Linked DNA regions of Homo sapiens: region 1 is linked to region 2. The links are chromatin loops, found by intact Hi-C in ENCODE. Cell type or tissue: mammary epithelial cell. All regions are shown on one strand. Each heading gives the region's core, and the rest is flanking DNA. Links, peaks and the distances in the headings are about the cores only.

Evidence for each region. A loop is a pair of places that touch in the nucleus more often than their neighbours do. Peaks named below come from ENCODE experiments on the same cell type or tissue, not always from the same donor. Only the 100,000 strongest peaks of a DNase experiment are listed, where the experiment ranks them.
Region 1: it touches region 2 in a loop (13-fold over the local background); 10 of 110 quality-filtered maps call a loop at or near these places.

The regions. Positions count from the first base shown.
Region 1 is chr5:16,326,330-16,337,266 of GRCh38, reverse strand. No RefSeq gene overlaps it. Among named protein-coding and RNA genes, the nearest start is that of LINC02150, 110 kb to the left of the region's middle. RefSeq lists an enhancer at 1,106-1,653. In mammary epithelial cell, for the core only: a CTCF peak has its summit at 6,016 (motif pointing left); no DNase peak of the experiment used is centred there.
Region 2 is chr5:16,453,801-16,458,800 of GRCh38, reverse strand. It overlaps ZNF622 (zinc finger protein 622), which reads left to right. Exons shown (of 6, transcript NM_033414.3): 4 at 172-284. Among named protein-coding and RNA genes, the nearest start is that of ZNF622, 9.5 kb to the left of the region's middle. In mammary epithelial cell, for the core only: CTCF peaks have their summits at 1,116, 2,385 (motif pointing right) and 4,995 (motif pointing right); a DNase peak (open chromatin) is centred at 2,600; H3K27ac peaks cover 1,746 bases.

The DNA of each region.
Region 1 (10,937 bases), core at 3,029-8,028, 120 kb after region 2:
CAGGAGCTCTTTTAAGGCAGGCCTGGTGGTGACAAAATCTCTCAGCATTTGCTTGTCTGTAAAGTATTTTATTTCTCCTTTACTTATGAAGCTTAGTTTGGCTGGATATGAAATTCTGCGTTGAAAATTCTTTTCTTTAAGAATGTTGAATATTGGCCCCCACTCTCTTCTGGCTTGTAGGGTTTCTGCCAAGAGATCCGCTGTTAGTCTGATGGGCTTCCCTTTGAGGGTAACCCGACCTTTCTCTCTGGCTGCCCTTAACATTTTTTCCTTCATTTCAACTTTGGTGAATCTGACAATTATGTGTCTTGGAGTTGCTCTTCTCGAGGAGTATCTTTGTGGCGTTCTCTGTATTTCCTGAATCTGAACGTTGGCCTGCCTTGCTAGATTGGGGAAGTTCTCCTGGATAATATCCTGCAGAGTGTTTTCCAACTTGGTTCCATTCTCCCCATCACTTTCAGGTACACCAATCAGACGTAGATTTAGTCTTTTCATATAGTCCCATATTTCTTGGAGGCTTCGTTCGTTTCCTTTTATTCTTTTTTCTCTAAACTTCCCTTCTTGCTTCATTTCATTCATTTCATCTTCCATTGCTGATACCCTTTCTTCCAGTTGATCGCATCGGCTCCTGAGGCTTCTGCATTCTTCATGTAGTTCTCGAGCCTTGGTTTTCAGCTCCATCAGCTCCTTTAAGCACTTCTCTGTATTGGTTATTCTAGTTATACATTCCTCTAAATTTTTTTCAACGTTTTCAACTTCTTTGCCTTTGGTTTGAATGTCCTCCTGTAGCTCAGAGTAATTTGATCGTCTGAAGCCTTCTTCTCTCAGCTCATCAAAGTCATTCTCCATCCAGCTTTGTTCTGTTGCTGGTGAGGAACTGCGTTCCTTTGGAGGAGGAGAGGCGCTCTGCTGTTTAGAGTTTCCAGTTTTTCTGTTCTGTTTTTTCCCCATCTTTGTGGTTTTATCTACTTTTGGTCTTTGATGATGGTGATGTACAGATGGGTTTTTGGTGTGGAGGTCCTTTCTGTTTGTTAGTTTTCCTTCTAACAGACAGGACCCTTAGCTGCAGGTCTGTTGGAATACCCTGCCGTGTGAGGTGTCAGTGTGCCCCTGCTGGGGGGTGCCTCCCAGTTAGGCTGCTCGGGAGTCAGGGGTCAGGGACCCACTTGAGGAGGCAGTCTGCCCGTTCTCAGATCTCCAGCTGCGTGCTGGGAGAACCACTGCTCTCTTCAAAGCTGTCAGACAGGGACATTTAAGTCTGCAGAGGTTACTGCTGTCTTTTTGTTTGTCTGTGCCCTGCCCCCAGAGGTGGAGCCTACAGAAGCAGGCAGGCCTCCTTGAGCTGTGGTGGGCTCCACCTAGTTCGAGCTTCCCGGCTGCTTTGTTTACCTAATCAAGCCTGGGCAATGGCGGGCGCCCCTCCCCCAGCCTCGCTGCCGCCTTGCAGTTTGATCTCAGACTGCTGTGCTAGCAATCAGCGAGACTCCGTGGGCATAGGACCCTCCGAGCCAGGTGTGGGATATAATCTCATGATGTGCCGTTTTTTAAGCCCGTCGGAAAAGCGCAGTATTCGGGTGGGAGTGACCCGATTTTCCAGGTGCCGTCCCTCACCCCTTTCTTTGACTCGGAAAGGGAACTCCCTGACCCCTTGCACTTCCCAAGTGAGGCAATGCCTCGCCCTGCTTCGGCTCGTACACGGTGCGCGCACCCACTGACCTGTGCCCACTGTCTCGCACTCCCTAGTGAGATGAACCCGGTACCTCAGATGGAAATGCAGAAATCACCGTCTTCTGCGTCGCTCACGCTGGGAGCTGTAGACCGGAGCTGTTCCTATTCGGCCATCTTGGCTCCTCCCCGAGGTAATAGCCTATATCTTTATTTTTATTAACCTCTAGCCAAAATGTAGCATTTCCTTTTATTATAAATATAAGCAACAATCACAGTAGTATTAGCTTTACTTGTGACTTTATCACCAATAGAAATCACAGACAAGTTTATACAATATTACATTTGTTACAAATATCTTAAAATACTGTTGATAGTCATTAGTACACTGAAATTTTTGTTATTAGACTTGTGATTATCATGTTAATAAAGAAGCATATACATTGCTCTATCATGAATTTATTTTTAAAACTAGTATTTTTTTAATTTAAAAAACTATTTATTTTTATTGTTTCAGACCAGTTTTAAGTTTACAGAAAAATTGGGTGGAAAGTTTAAGGAGTTCCCATATGCCCCATACCCCCACACATGTACAACCTCCTCTGCTATGGACATCCTGCACCTGGGTGGTACATTTGTTAAAATTGATGTACTTACATTGATACACCATTATCACACAAAGTCCATAGTTTACATGAGTCTTCACCCTTGATGTACATTCTACAGGTTTGGACAAATGTATAATGGTGTGTATCCATCACTGAAGTATCATACAGAAGTTTCACTGCCCTAAAATCTTTGTGCTCTGCCTGTACTCTTCCCTCTCTTCCCACTAAACCCTGGCAACCACTGGTCTTTTTATAGTCTTCACAGATATGTCTTTCCAGAACATCATATAGTTGGAATCATACAGTATGTAGCCTTTTCAGATTTGCTTCTTTCACTTAGTAATATCCATTTAAGTTTCTTCCATGTCTTTTTATGTTTTGATAGCTCATTTCTGTTTAATGCTGAATAATATTTCATTGTTTGGATGTGCCACAGTTTATCTATCTATTCACCTATTGAAGGAGTCACGGTTGCTTCCAAATGTTGTCAATTATGAATAAAGATGCTATAAACATTTGTGTGCAAGTTTTTGTGTGAACATAAGTTTTCAATTCATTAGGCAAATACCAAGGGACATGCTTGCTGCATCATATAGTAAGACTATGTTTAGTTTTGTGAGACACTACCAAACTGTCTTTTGAAGTGGCATTTTGCATTCCCACTATCAATGAATGAGAGTTCCTGTTTCTCCACACCTTCACTAGCATTTGGTGGTGTCAGTGTTTTCGATTTTGGCCATTCTAATAGATGTGTAATGGTATCTCATTATTGCTTTAATTTGCAATTCCCTAATGACACATGATATTGAACACCTTTTCATATACTTACTTGTCATCTGTATATCTTCTTTAGTGAGGTGTTCCTTCAGGTCTTTTGCCCTTCAGGTCTTTTTCAATCCAGTTGTTTCTTATTGTTGAGTTTTAAGAGTTCTATGACTATGTTAGATAACAGTCCTTTATTACATATATCTTTTGCAAATATTTTCTCCAAGTCTGCAGCTTTTCTTCTTATTCACTTCCCATTGTCTTTCACAGAACAGAAATTTTAAGTTCTAATGTAGTCCAGCTTATCAACTCTTTTTTTCATGGATCGTGGCTTTGGTGTTCTAGCTAAAAAGTCATTGCCTTACCCAAGGTCTTATATTATCTTCTAGGAGTTTTATAGCTTTGTGTTTTACACTTAGGTCTATGATCCATTTTGGGTTAATTTTTGTGATGGGTGTAAAGTTTGTGTCTAGATTCTTTTTTTTTTTTTGCACATCGATTCCCAGTTGTTCCAGAAACATTTGTTGAAAAGACTTTCTTTGCTCCATTGTATTGCCTTCGCTTCATCGTATTGTCTTTGCTCCTATATAGTCAAAGACCAGTTGACTATATTTGTGTGTGTCTGTTTTTGGGCTCTCTGTTCTGTTCTATTGATCTGTTTGCCTATTTTTGGCCACACTGTATTGATTAGTGTAGCTATATAGTAAGTCTTGAAGTGGGAAAGTGTCAATCCTTCAAGTTTGTCTTTCTCTTTCAATATTGTGTTGTCAGAGTTTTGTAGTTTTCCTCTTATAGATCTTGTACATATTTTGTTAGATTTATTCCTAAGGATTTATTTTTTTGGGGATGCTAACATAAATGGTAATGTGTTTTAAATTTCAATTTCCACTTGTCCATTGTTAGTACAGTCAACCCTCTATATTTGTGGGTTTTCACATCTGCAGACTCAACCAACAGTGGATAAAAAAATCTGAAAAACAAAAACCCAATAATAATAATAACAATATACCAATGAAAATAGTACAAATAAAAAACAATGCAGTACAACAACTATTTTCCTGGCACTTGTATTGTATTAAGTTATAGGTAATCTAGAGATAACAAAGTATATGGAAAGATGTGCATAGGTTAAATGCAAATATTATGTCATTTTATATAAGGAACTGGAACATTGGCACATTTTGGTATCTTCATGGGGTCCTGGAACCAGTCTCCTATGGATACCAAGGGATGATTGTATACAGGAAAGCAATTAACTTTTTAATATTAGTCTTACATTCTGCAACCTCACAGTAATTGCTTATTAGTTCCAGGAGTGTTTTTGTCAATTCTTTTGGACTTTCTACATAGATGATCATGTTACCTGCAAATAAAGACAGTGTTATTTCTTCTTTTTAATCTGTATGCCTTTTATTTCTTTGTTTTGTCTTTTTGTATCAGTTAGGACTTCCAATATGATGTTGAAAACAGTGGTGAGAGGGAGTATCCTTGCCTTATTCTTGATCTTAGCGGGAAAGCCTCAAGATTCTCACCACTCAGTATGATGTCAGCTTAAGATTTTTTGTAGTTGTTCTTTACCAAGTTGAGGAAGTTCTCCTGTGTTCCTAGTTTTCTGAGAGTTTTTTTAAAAATCATAAATGGGTGTTGTATTTTGTTAAATGTTTTTTCTGATTGACATAATGTGATTTTTCTTCTTTAGCCTATTGATGTGGTATATTACATTAACTGGATATTCTAATGTTAAACCTGCCATGCATACCTGGGATAAATCCCACGTGGTAATAATTATTTTTATACATTGTAGAATATGCTTCAGTATTTTGTTAAGGCTTTTTGCACCTATGCTTGTGAGAAATACTGGCACGCACTTTTCTTTTCTTGTAATGTCTTTGTCTGGTTTTGGTATTACACTAATGTTGGTCATATAGAATGAATTAGAAAGTATTTCCTCTGCTTCTATATTCTAAAAGAGATTTTAGAGAATTGGTAAATATATTTTTAAATCTTTGGTAGAATTCACCACCGAACCCATCTGGGCCTGGAGCTTTCTGTTTTGGAAAGTTATAAATTATTGATTCAACTTAATAGGTATAGGCCTATTCATTTTGTCTACTTTTGTACGAGTTTTGGTAAATTGTGTCTTTCAAGGAATTGGTTCATTTCATTAAGGTTGTCAAATTTGTGGGCATAGGTTTGTTCATAATATTTCTTTGTTAACCTTTTAATGTCCATGGAATTGGTAGTGATGTCACCTGTTCCGTTACTGATATTAGCAATTTGTGTCTTCTCTTTCTTTTTTTCTTTGTAAGCTTGGCTAGAGGCTTATTGATTTTATCCATTTTTTTCCCCAAAGAATCAACCTTTTTTGTTTTGTTGATTTTGTCTACTGATTTTGTGTTTCCAATTACATTAAGTTCTGCTCTAATTTTTATTATTTCTTCTGCTTACTTTGGATTTAATTTGCTCTTCTTTTTCTAGTTTCCTAAGGTAGAAAGTTTTATTAGTGATTTTAGACCTTTCTTTAACATATGTGTTCCATGCATATATTTCTCTCTAAGCACTGCTTTCACTGCATCCACAAATTTTGGTAAGTTGTATTTTATTTTAGTTGAAAATATTTTAACATTTCTGTTGAGGTTTCTCCTTTGACAAATGTGTAATTTAGAAGTGCATCATTTAATCTACAAGCATTTGGGGATTTTCCAGCTATCATTCTGTTGTTGATATCTAGTTTAATTCCATTGTTTTCTGAGAGCAGATGTATGAGTCCTATTCTTTTAAATTTGTGATGGTGTGTTTTATGGCCCAGGATATGGCCTATCTTGTTGAATGTTCCATATGAGCTTGAGGAGACTGTGTAATCTGCTGTTATTGAATGGAGTAATCTACAGATGTCAATTATATCCAATTGTTTGATGATGCCTTTAAATTCAATTATATTCTTAGTGATTTTCTGCCTCCTGCTGTCCATTTTTGATAGGGGTATTGTGAAGTGTCCAAGTATATTAGATTTATTTATTTCTCATTTTACCTTATGAATTTGGATGCTGGATTGTTAAGTGCATACACTTTAAGAATTGCCATTTCTTTTTGGAATATTGACGCCTTTATTTTTATGTAATGGCCTTTTTTTTTTTTTTTGAGATGGAGTCTTACTGTCACCCAGGCTGGAGTGCAGTGGCATGATCTCGGCACACTGCAACCTCTGCCTCCCAGGTTCAAGTGATTCTTCTGCCTCAGCCTCCCCCATAGTTAGGATTTCAGGCATGCGCAACCACCCCTGGCTAATTTTTGTATTTTTATAGAGACAGGGTTTCACCATGTTGGCAAGGCATTGTTGCTATTATTATTTTGAACAAATTGTCATCTGTTAGATCAACTAAGAACAAGAAAAATAAAATTTTGGGCCAGGTGCAGTGTCTCATGCCTGTTTCACCATGTTGGCCAGGGTTTCACCAGCCTGACCTCAAGTGATCTGCCCATCTTGGCCTCCCAAAGTGCTGGGATTACAGGTGTGAGCCACCACACTTGGATAATGGCCTTCCTTATCCCTGATAAAATTAATTGCTCTGAAGTCTGCTTTGTCTGAAATTAATATAGCTACACCTACTTTGTTTTGATTAGTGTTTGGCACATTTTTCTCTATTACTTTACTTTTTTTTTTTTTTTGAGACAAGGTCTTGCTCTGTTGCCCAGGCTGAAGTGCAGTGGCACAATCACAGTTCACTGCAGGCTCGACCTCTCAGGGAACGTATTCTCCTACCTTAGCCTCTGGAGTAGCTGGAACCACAGGAACATGCCACCATGCCCAGCTATTTTTGTATGTTTTGTAGAGACGGGGTTTCTCCATGCTTCCTAGGCTGGTCTCAAATGATTGAACCCAAGCAATCCACCAGCCTCAGTGTCCCAAAATGCTGGGATCACAAGCATGAGACACCGCGCCTGGCCAGTCATTACCTTACTTTTAATTCGTAAGTGTCTTTATATTTGAAGTAGATTTCTTATTGACAACATATAGTTGGTCTTGTTTTTTTTTTGTTTGTTTATTTTTGTTTTCTATTCTAAGAATATCTGTCTTCTATTTGGTGCATTTAGACCACTGGCATTTAAAGTAATTAGTGATATAGTTGGATTAATATCTACCATATTTTTTGCTTTCGCATTTGTTGCCCTTGTTCTTTGTTCCTATTTTTGTCTTTCACACTTATTCTGCCTTTTATGGTTTTAATTGAGCACTGTGTGATTCCATTTTCTCTCCTTTCTTAGCATGTCAAATATATTTAAAAAACATTTCAAATAGTTGCTCTATAGTTTGCTGTATACACTTAACAGCTAATCCAAGTCAATCGTCAAATAGCACTATACCACTTCATGGGTAGTGCAAATACCTTATAATAATAAAATTTCTTCAATTCTTCTCTCCAGTTCCTTGTATCATCGTTGTCATTCATTTCACTTGTACATAAGCATACATAGTTGAATGCATTGTTGGTATTATTATTTTGAACAAATTGTCATCTGTTAGATCAACTAAGAATAAGAAAAATAGAATTTTGGGCCAGGTGCAGTGTCTCATGCCTGTAATCCCAGTACTTCGGGAGGCCGAGGCAGGGGGATCATTTTGAGCTCAGGAGTTCAAGACCAGCCTGGGCAACATGGAGAAATCCTGTCTCTACTAAAAATATAAAAATTAGCCAGGCATGGTGGCGGATGCCTGTGATCCCAGCTACTTGGGAGGCTGAGGCTGGAGAATCACTTGAACCCAGGAGACGGAGGTTGCAGTGAGCCAAGATCATGCTACTGCACTCCAGCCTGGGTGACAGAGCAAGACAGTCTCAAAAAAAACAAAAATAAACCAAGAAAACAAAAAAACAAAAAAAAAAAGAGAGAGAAAGCCGGGCGCAGTGGCTCACGCCTGTAATCCCAGAGCTTTGGGAGGCCGAGGCCGGCGGATCACGAGGTCAGGAGATTGAGACCATCCAGGCTAACACGGTGAAACCCCATCTCTACTAAAAATACAAAAAATTAGCTGGGCATGGTGGCATGCAGCTGTAGTTCCAGCTGCTTGGGAGGCTGAGGCAGGAGAATTGCTTGATCCGGGGAGGTGGAGGTTGCAGTGAGCCAAGATTGTGACACTGCGCTGCAACCTGGGCAACAGAGCAAGACACCATCTCAAAAAAAAAAAAAAACAAGAAAGAAGAAAAAAAGAAATAAAATTTTGTATTTTATCTTCACTTATTTATTCTCCAATGCTGATATTCTTTTCTTATGTGGGTCTGAATTTCTGACCAATATAATTTTCCTTCCTCTGAAAAACTTTTAACAAGTCTTACAAGGCAAGTTTACTGGCAATAAATTCCCTTAATTTTTGTTTGTTTGAGAAATACTTTATTTCTCCTTCACTTTTGAAGGATAATTTTTCAGAGTACAGAATTTTAGGTTTTTTTTTTTTTTTTTTTCTCTCAATACTTTAAACATTTCACTCCATGGTCTCTCACTTGCCTGGCTTTTGAGGAGAAATTGGATGTAATTTTGTCTTTGTTTCTCTACAGGTAATGGTTTTTTTCCTCCTTCTGGCTTCTTTTAGGAGTTTTTTTTTTTTTCTCTTTATCTTTGGTTTTCTAGAGTTTGAACAGCATATGCCTAGATGTAAAGTTTTCTGTTTTTTGTTTGTTTGGTATACATCCTCCTTGGTGTCCTCTGAGCTTTCTGGATCTGTGGTTTGGTATCTGACATTAATTTTCTCAGTTATTATTGGTTCAAATATTGTTTCTGTTTCTGTCTTTCTTCTTCTGGTCTTCTTAACATGTATAACTTTTGTCATTATTCCACAGTTCTTGGATACTTTGTTCTTTTTTCTCTGTTTTTCAGTTTTGGACCTTTATATTTTCTTAGCCTGAAGTTCAGAGATTCTTTTCCTAGCCATGCCCAGTCTACTAAAAGCCCGTTAAAGGCATTCTGCATTTCTCTTATAGTGTTTTTGACGTCCAGCATTTCTTTCTGATTCTTTCTTAGAGTTTCCATCTTTCTTCTTATTATCCATCTGTTCTTGCATGTTGTCTACTTTTTCCACTGGATCTCTTAGCATACCCATCATAGTTGTTTTAAATTACCATTTTGATAATTCAAACATCCCTGCCATATCTGATTCTGGTTCCGAAGCTTGTTCAGCGTCTTCAAACAGTGATTTTTTTTTTGCCTTTTAGTGTGCTTTGTCATTTTTTGTTATAATCTGGACATGAGTTACTGGTAGAAAGGAATTCTGCCAAGTAGGCCTTTAGTTGTATGGTGGCAAGGTATTGGAGAGGGGAAGCATTCTACAGTTTTATGAGTAGGTCTCAGTCTTTTGGTGAACCTGTGTCTGGGACTGTGAATTCACCAGTGCTTCTCAGTTTTATTCTTCCTTAGATGGGACAGAATGGATAGAGGGGGCTGGAGTTTGGTATTTTTCTTCCCCCTGGTCAGCTAGGCTCTAATAAAACCCCAGCAGGTTAGGCTCTGGTGAGACAGATTCTTCTAAGGGCAGGCCTTGTTAAGAACAAAATATTATAGTGTATTTCAGAATGGCAATTTTTATCCTCCCCAGCTGGAAGCATGAGAAGATTTTTCTCTGATATTCACTGTGAGGACCTGGTAGAACTCCTGGAGGTAAGACCCACAGAAGTGTGGGGGGCCAACTATGACTGGGTTCCACTGGAGTTTGTAACTCTCTGACTTGTCCACACGGAGCCTCTAGCAGTTCATCAATTACAATTATAGTTTTCCTGCTTTTGTCCTGGTTCTTGCAAAAGTTTTTGGTCATCGGTTCCTACTCTGGAATCTCAGTTGTGATTCTCTGTGTTAGGCTGTCTGTCTCTCCAATTTTGGGGGAAGCGGTTTTCCCTGTGACCTTGCTTCTTCAACAAATCGAAGGAGAGTTGTTGATACTCAATCTGTAAAAAGTAAAAAGTTCAGCTTTTTACTTGTTGCTAAGATGGAGTGGTGGCTTCTAAGCGCCTTACATGCCACACCGGAAACCCAGAGTGTTACACATTTATTTAAAAATATTTCACTACTGATATTTCCATATTATTGGTTTCCTCTACAATACCGTTTATTGTGTTTTATATTTACAAAACCCCCAAAGTATTAATCTGGGTGCACAGACTTCACCAAAATGCCAGAGGGTTTCATAGTATACAAGAGTTTAAGAAGCCTTGATCTAAATGAACAGGAAATGAAGGAAACCTTATGTTGGATTCTATTTTGCTATGTAGTAGGGTATATCAAGTTTGGTAGAGATTTCATTGAGTTTTAAGGCAATGGGCGACAATCAATATGAAGCAACTTCTCGAACTAAATTAATTCTGTAGCAACAGATACTTGCTAAGCCCTTTTGTACATGAAACTTACTCTCCACCCGTGCTGAGGCCTGGCTCAGATCTGCTATAGCCTGACCAAGATCTCTCTCAGAGAATGATTGGAACATCAGTGAGAATGGGAAGAGAAAACAGTGGATGAAACAAAACACGATAAAAATCTGTTAAAGTAAACAACCCATTCTGCAGCCTGGGTTTGTAAGCCATTTAGCAACAGTTTCCAGATAAAGAATAGAACACTTGATCTTTCCACAGAAGCCACTCCAATTTTAACACAGATTCTCACTTGATATAGTCTGAGATCCAGAGTGCTGTTTAAAGCAGTTTTTAAAAAGCTTATTGCCAGAATAGGCGCCCGGTTATGAATCTGGCCAGCGTCTCTTTCCCAACAGCTGCTCCCAGCTAATGAAGAAATGAAATTTCTCAGTGTTGGCTAGAACCTGGAGAGAGGCACATGGTGGAGAACTCAACACAGGGAGTTTTCATTGTTGGAAAGCCAGGGATCCTCTTTGTTTTTGGCAACGCCTGCTGCTTCCATTGG
Region 2 (5,000 bases), core at 1-5,000:
GCTAACGAGTTGTTTTCTCCCAAAACCTTTTAGCTGGTAGTTCCTACAGCTGCTTCCTCCCCTCTCCCTTTTAGGTAGCTTAGGAAGTTTGCCACATTTGCAAATGAGTTTATGTCTTTTAGTTCAATTTGAGATATTAGTCTATTTATTAGTGCAATTTCTCTGTTATAGGAGTAGCTATCCAGATCACAAGGAAGGGGAGGACCCCAATAAGGCTGAGGAGTTGCCCTCAGAAAAGAACTTGGAATATGATGATGAAACCATGGAATTGATTCTGCCTTCTGGTAAGTGCATTTGTCAAAAATAAATAGCTTAATGCCAGTGGGATTGAGGGAGAAGCATATCTCCATCAATTACTTTCCATACTGAGGGAAATAGACCATAAGCTTAAAGTATATGTTTGGGTTCTCATGTACGGTGTAAACCCTGAAGGTTGCTGCTCAGCTCTAAGTTGCCTGTTTTGTTTAAATTTGATCAGTGTTTCTGTTCATTTCTGGGTTATGATTCAGAATGTTTGATCAGGCATTTCTTTTTTTTTTTTTTTTAGATGTAGACCTTTTCTATTCTGTTCTTTATTTATTTATCTTTTTTGGTCCTGTCTAGGTTTCTCCTGTTAATTGTAACCTTACTGTTATTCTTTGAACTGATTCCTGTTTCCTTTTGTTGCTCAGACTTCCAAATGGTAGTTTGGTGTGGGTGTATCTGACTCATGGTGGAAATTTAGCCACCATGAGGTATGAAAAGATGAAGAATAACCATGAATGTGAGAAGCATACATGGTTGTTTATTGTGTAGGAAGAAAGAATCGTGATTAACTGATAAGAATAGGAGAAGCTACAGAAGACATGTTTGAGAAATGAAAGGGGATGGAAAGGTAGAGATGATAATAAGATCTTAATGTCTGGTATTTACTGAGCAGTTAGCACATTCAGGCAGATGTATTTGTCTTTATAGGCCAACGTGAGTTAGATTCCAGCATCTTCATTTTACATATGAAGCTTAGAGAGGCTGAGTAACTTACCAGGATCACATGCCTAATCAGCAAAGCCTTTTTCCAATATCTGTATACTGCCTTGGGAGATTTGCAGTAACGGTGCAGGCAGGAACAACACACCCTGCTGGTGGAGAGGTCCGCAATGAAGCAGCCTTGTCTTATGGCTTTCCACATAGAATGTCACTGCTTAGGTACAGATGACTATCTTTAGCTCAGAATGATAACCCTGTAAGGCCAAGAGCAGCTTTAGAGTGTGGCAATAGGAGGAAAGGTCAGGCAGAACCTATTTTGAAGATGACAGTTCTTTCTACAGTGATAAGAAGGTTATAATGCAATATATTATTATGGCCTATCTAATACACAGTGGTAAAACCTAAATCCCAGAGAACCTTTTCTAGTCTTTCTCTGGTGACAGTACCCATATAGAACATCAGAAATATGTTTAATAACTTATTTTCCAGAACTGTATGTTTGACTTGTTGTCTCCTTAGCTTCTGCTTCTTAAACGGTAGAATCAGATAACCATAGACCTTAAGTAAATTGAATAAGACAATCCTAGTACAGCAGTGTCTGCCGTGTAGTAGGATCACTATAGTGTTTGCTTCATTTTGCATCTACTTTAGCACAATATATTACAAACCTTAGCATAACGTGAGCATATCTATTCAAGAAATCTAGGATGTTTCAGAGAAGTTTTCATCTAGACTTTAAATTTTTGAAACTTATAAAAAATAAAGAATCCTCAGCTTTGTCCTGGGTGACTGAGTTTTTTAAGGTATCTAAAAAGATACCCATTTTGACCGCCAAAGCCAAGCCCATTTTTGGCTTTGGCTAGCCTTAGAAAGATCTTAGAGAGATCTTCCTCTCCCACATCCAGATGGCTTAGTAACTCCTAAATGTCTTTTGAGTATTTTTGAGTATTTTTTTTTTTGTATTCATTTATCTGTGTCACCATTATACCCTCCTGTCTGGTCATCTCTAATCTGGTTTCCACATGACCACCAAAACATTCTTTCTAAAACACCAGTAGATTTTCTTTACCCTCTGTAGTTCCTCCACTGGGAGCCATTGCCTTTAGGGTAACTTTGAGTTTCTCTCGCTTCTGGTCCCTCAGGTGTGTAGTGCTATTCCTCTACCCCACCCACATACAGTTCTCTTCCTCTGGGTGTTTACATGTGTGGTGCCTCTTTTATTCCTACTTTTCTTGTAAGATTCAACTTATTTAGATTCAACCCTCTGGGAAGGCTTCCTGAACTCATCTTCTGTCCATTTACTGGGTAACAAGAGTCTCTCCCCTGCTGCTGGGACACTAAATCTAGTTACTCAGATTGGACTTCAGTAAAATCAAGCAGGCTATCTCAAAGCTAATGACAAAAAGTATCCACTAGAGGGCACTGTGAGCATTTATTTTGAAGATTGTGGTCTGGCAAGGTTTTTTTGGGTTTCCTTCGTTGCTCTTCAGCTCTTTTGGAGTAAGTTGGTATGAAAGGCCCATTCAATTGGATGTCAGAAATTGTAAGGCCGTTTGTTAAGAAGGAGTGGACATTAGCCTGGTGTGATGGTGTGTGCCTATAGTCTCAGCTAAGGCAGGAGGATCACTTGAGCCCAGGAAGTCAAGAGTCACAAGGCTGCAGTGAGTCATGATCACGCCACTGCACTCCAGCCTGGGTGATAGAACAATATGCTGTCTCCTAAAAACAAAAAAAGAAAAAAAGGAGTGGATGGTCTATAAGTGGCTACTGCTGTGTCAAAAGCTAGATGGACAGGTCGCATGCTTCACCATGACTTAGACATAACCAATCCCTTATTTATTGGGCAGTCACCCTGTGTTCTAGAAAATACTTTTCCTTGATGAGGGCCTTCAAGTGTAGCTGTCCTTAGCCCATCATACGTGGTGCTAATATCAGGTGGTCACTGTCATTGGCACAGGGTAGGGGGAGCTCTGAATGCTATTTTCAGTTCCTTCTTACCAGCTGTTGGAAACCTTGGCATTGAGTAATGAAGCCATTTCAAAGACGCTTTAAAAGGCCAACGTGCTGTAGGATGTGTTTCCACATGTTGCTTAAGAATATAAGTATATTGAATTCTTATGTACTAATGACCAACATTATCACCTTGCAAACCTGGAGCGTCCAGACCTAACGTTACAAATAGAACATCACAGTGAACAATGCTGGAATTTCCTGTAGACCCTCCATTTAAGCTTGTGTTTTATCCATCAACTACATCTCACCTATTTCCTGTGGTCTAAGAGCTTTGTTAACTCTTATGCTGTCAAAACAGTCAGGTTTAGGGAAAATGTTTTTATCCACACTAGTATCCAAAGACCATGTCTTTGAATCGAAAGCTTCTTTTTGTCATCTCTTGAGTATGATGATAAAACAAGCAACTGAAAGTAACTACTTTTCCATATCTGTGTATCAAGCAAATTATTTTCCAGTTATTTTGGCAGGTATAGGGACTTAAAATAACCAAAATAATTTTCTTATGCAAATTGAAAGTCTGGATCCTAAAAGCAAATACAGACTTCCACAATATTTATAGTATCTGGTTCATGGTCTTTTTACACAAAAGATTCTGAAAGAAATGGCTTTACCTAGGTAAATATAAATCTTTCCTGGAAACCGTACACAGGGTTCTACCTAGCCAACTATCCTTTATTCATTTTCAGTGGAAATGGCTTTTTCGTGCCTTATGTATATGCTGTTGTTAAATATCTGCATGGTTATGTCTGTCTGGGAAGATATTTGATTACTTTTGTCCTAATTAATATTCTTGTGAAAGGATAGTGTGTATTTAGTAAGCTTTTAGGTAATGCTGATGACACTGGCTTTGCAATGCTGATGACCACCTTTGGAGAGCCACTGCTCTGAGGGAGCCTGGAATTAGTCATCTCTAAACCCAGCCCCCTTCAGGTCATCTCCCTTGAACTTATGACACATGGGTTGGGACATTTTCCCTAGAAAGGGCCAGAGGTGATCGTTTAGGCTTTGTGTGCAATTCTGTCTCTGCAGCAGCTTCCCACCTCTGCTGTTGTAGCAAGCACCAAAGCATCGAGAGATAATACCTACACAGTTGAGCGTGGCTGTGTGGCAGTAAAACAAACCAAAACAGGCGGTTGGCCAGATTTGGTTCTCTGGCTGTAGTTTGCCACCCCTAGATTAATATATCAGATGTGCCTCACCCTTAAATAAGAACCTTGAATTGTTCCTCCAGTAGATATCTTTACTTACCTCAGGTTTTTATTATTCCAGCTACAGAATTTCCAATTGGTGGCCAATACCTTTGTCCCATAGTTTTTTTTTTTTTTTTTTTTTTGGAGACGGAGTCTTGCTGTGTTGCCCAGGCTGGAGTGCAGTGGTATGATCTTGGCTCACCGCAAGCTCCGCCTCCCGGGTTCACACCATTCTCCTGCCTCAGCCTCCCGAGTAGCTGGGACTACAGGTGCCCACCACCACGCCCGGCTAATTTTTTTGTGCTTTTAGTAGAGATGGGGTTTCACCGTGTTAGCCAGGATGGTCTCGATCTCCTGACCTCGTGATCCGTCCACCTAGGACTCCCAAAGTGCTGGGATTACAGGCGTGAGCCACCGCACCCGGCCCTGTCCCATAGTTTTTTTATTTGAAATATTCAGAGTCTATTTTCTTTTTTCTCACTCTGTTACAAGTTAGTGGGCCTATGAGATAATGAGATATACAATCGTGTTGTAATAACATCAGCATACTTTGAAAATTAAATTTAGAAATTCATTTCTGAAAGCATGATTGACTCACATAGTTTTACCAGATCCTACTAAATAAGCAAAAGCTATAGACAGAATTCAACTTAATCACCTTTTAAAATTCATATTCACCAGGTGATTTCCATCATTTAGGAAGCAATAGGTCAGGGTTACTCAGCCTTGGCACTATTGACATTTTGGACTGAATAATTCTTTGTTATGGGGGGCTGTCCTGTGCATGTAAAGATGTTTAATAGCATCTCTGGCCTCTACCCACTAGGTGCC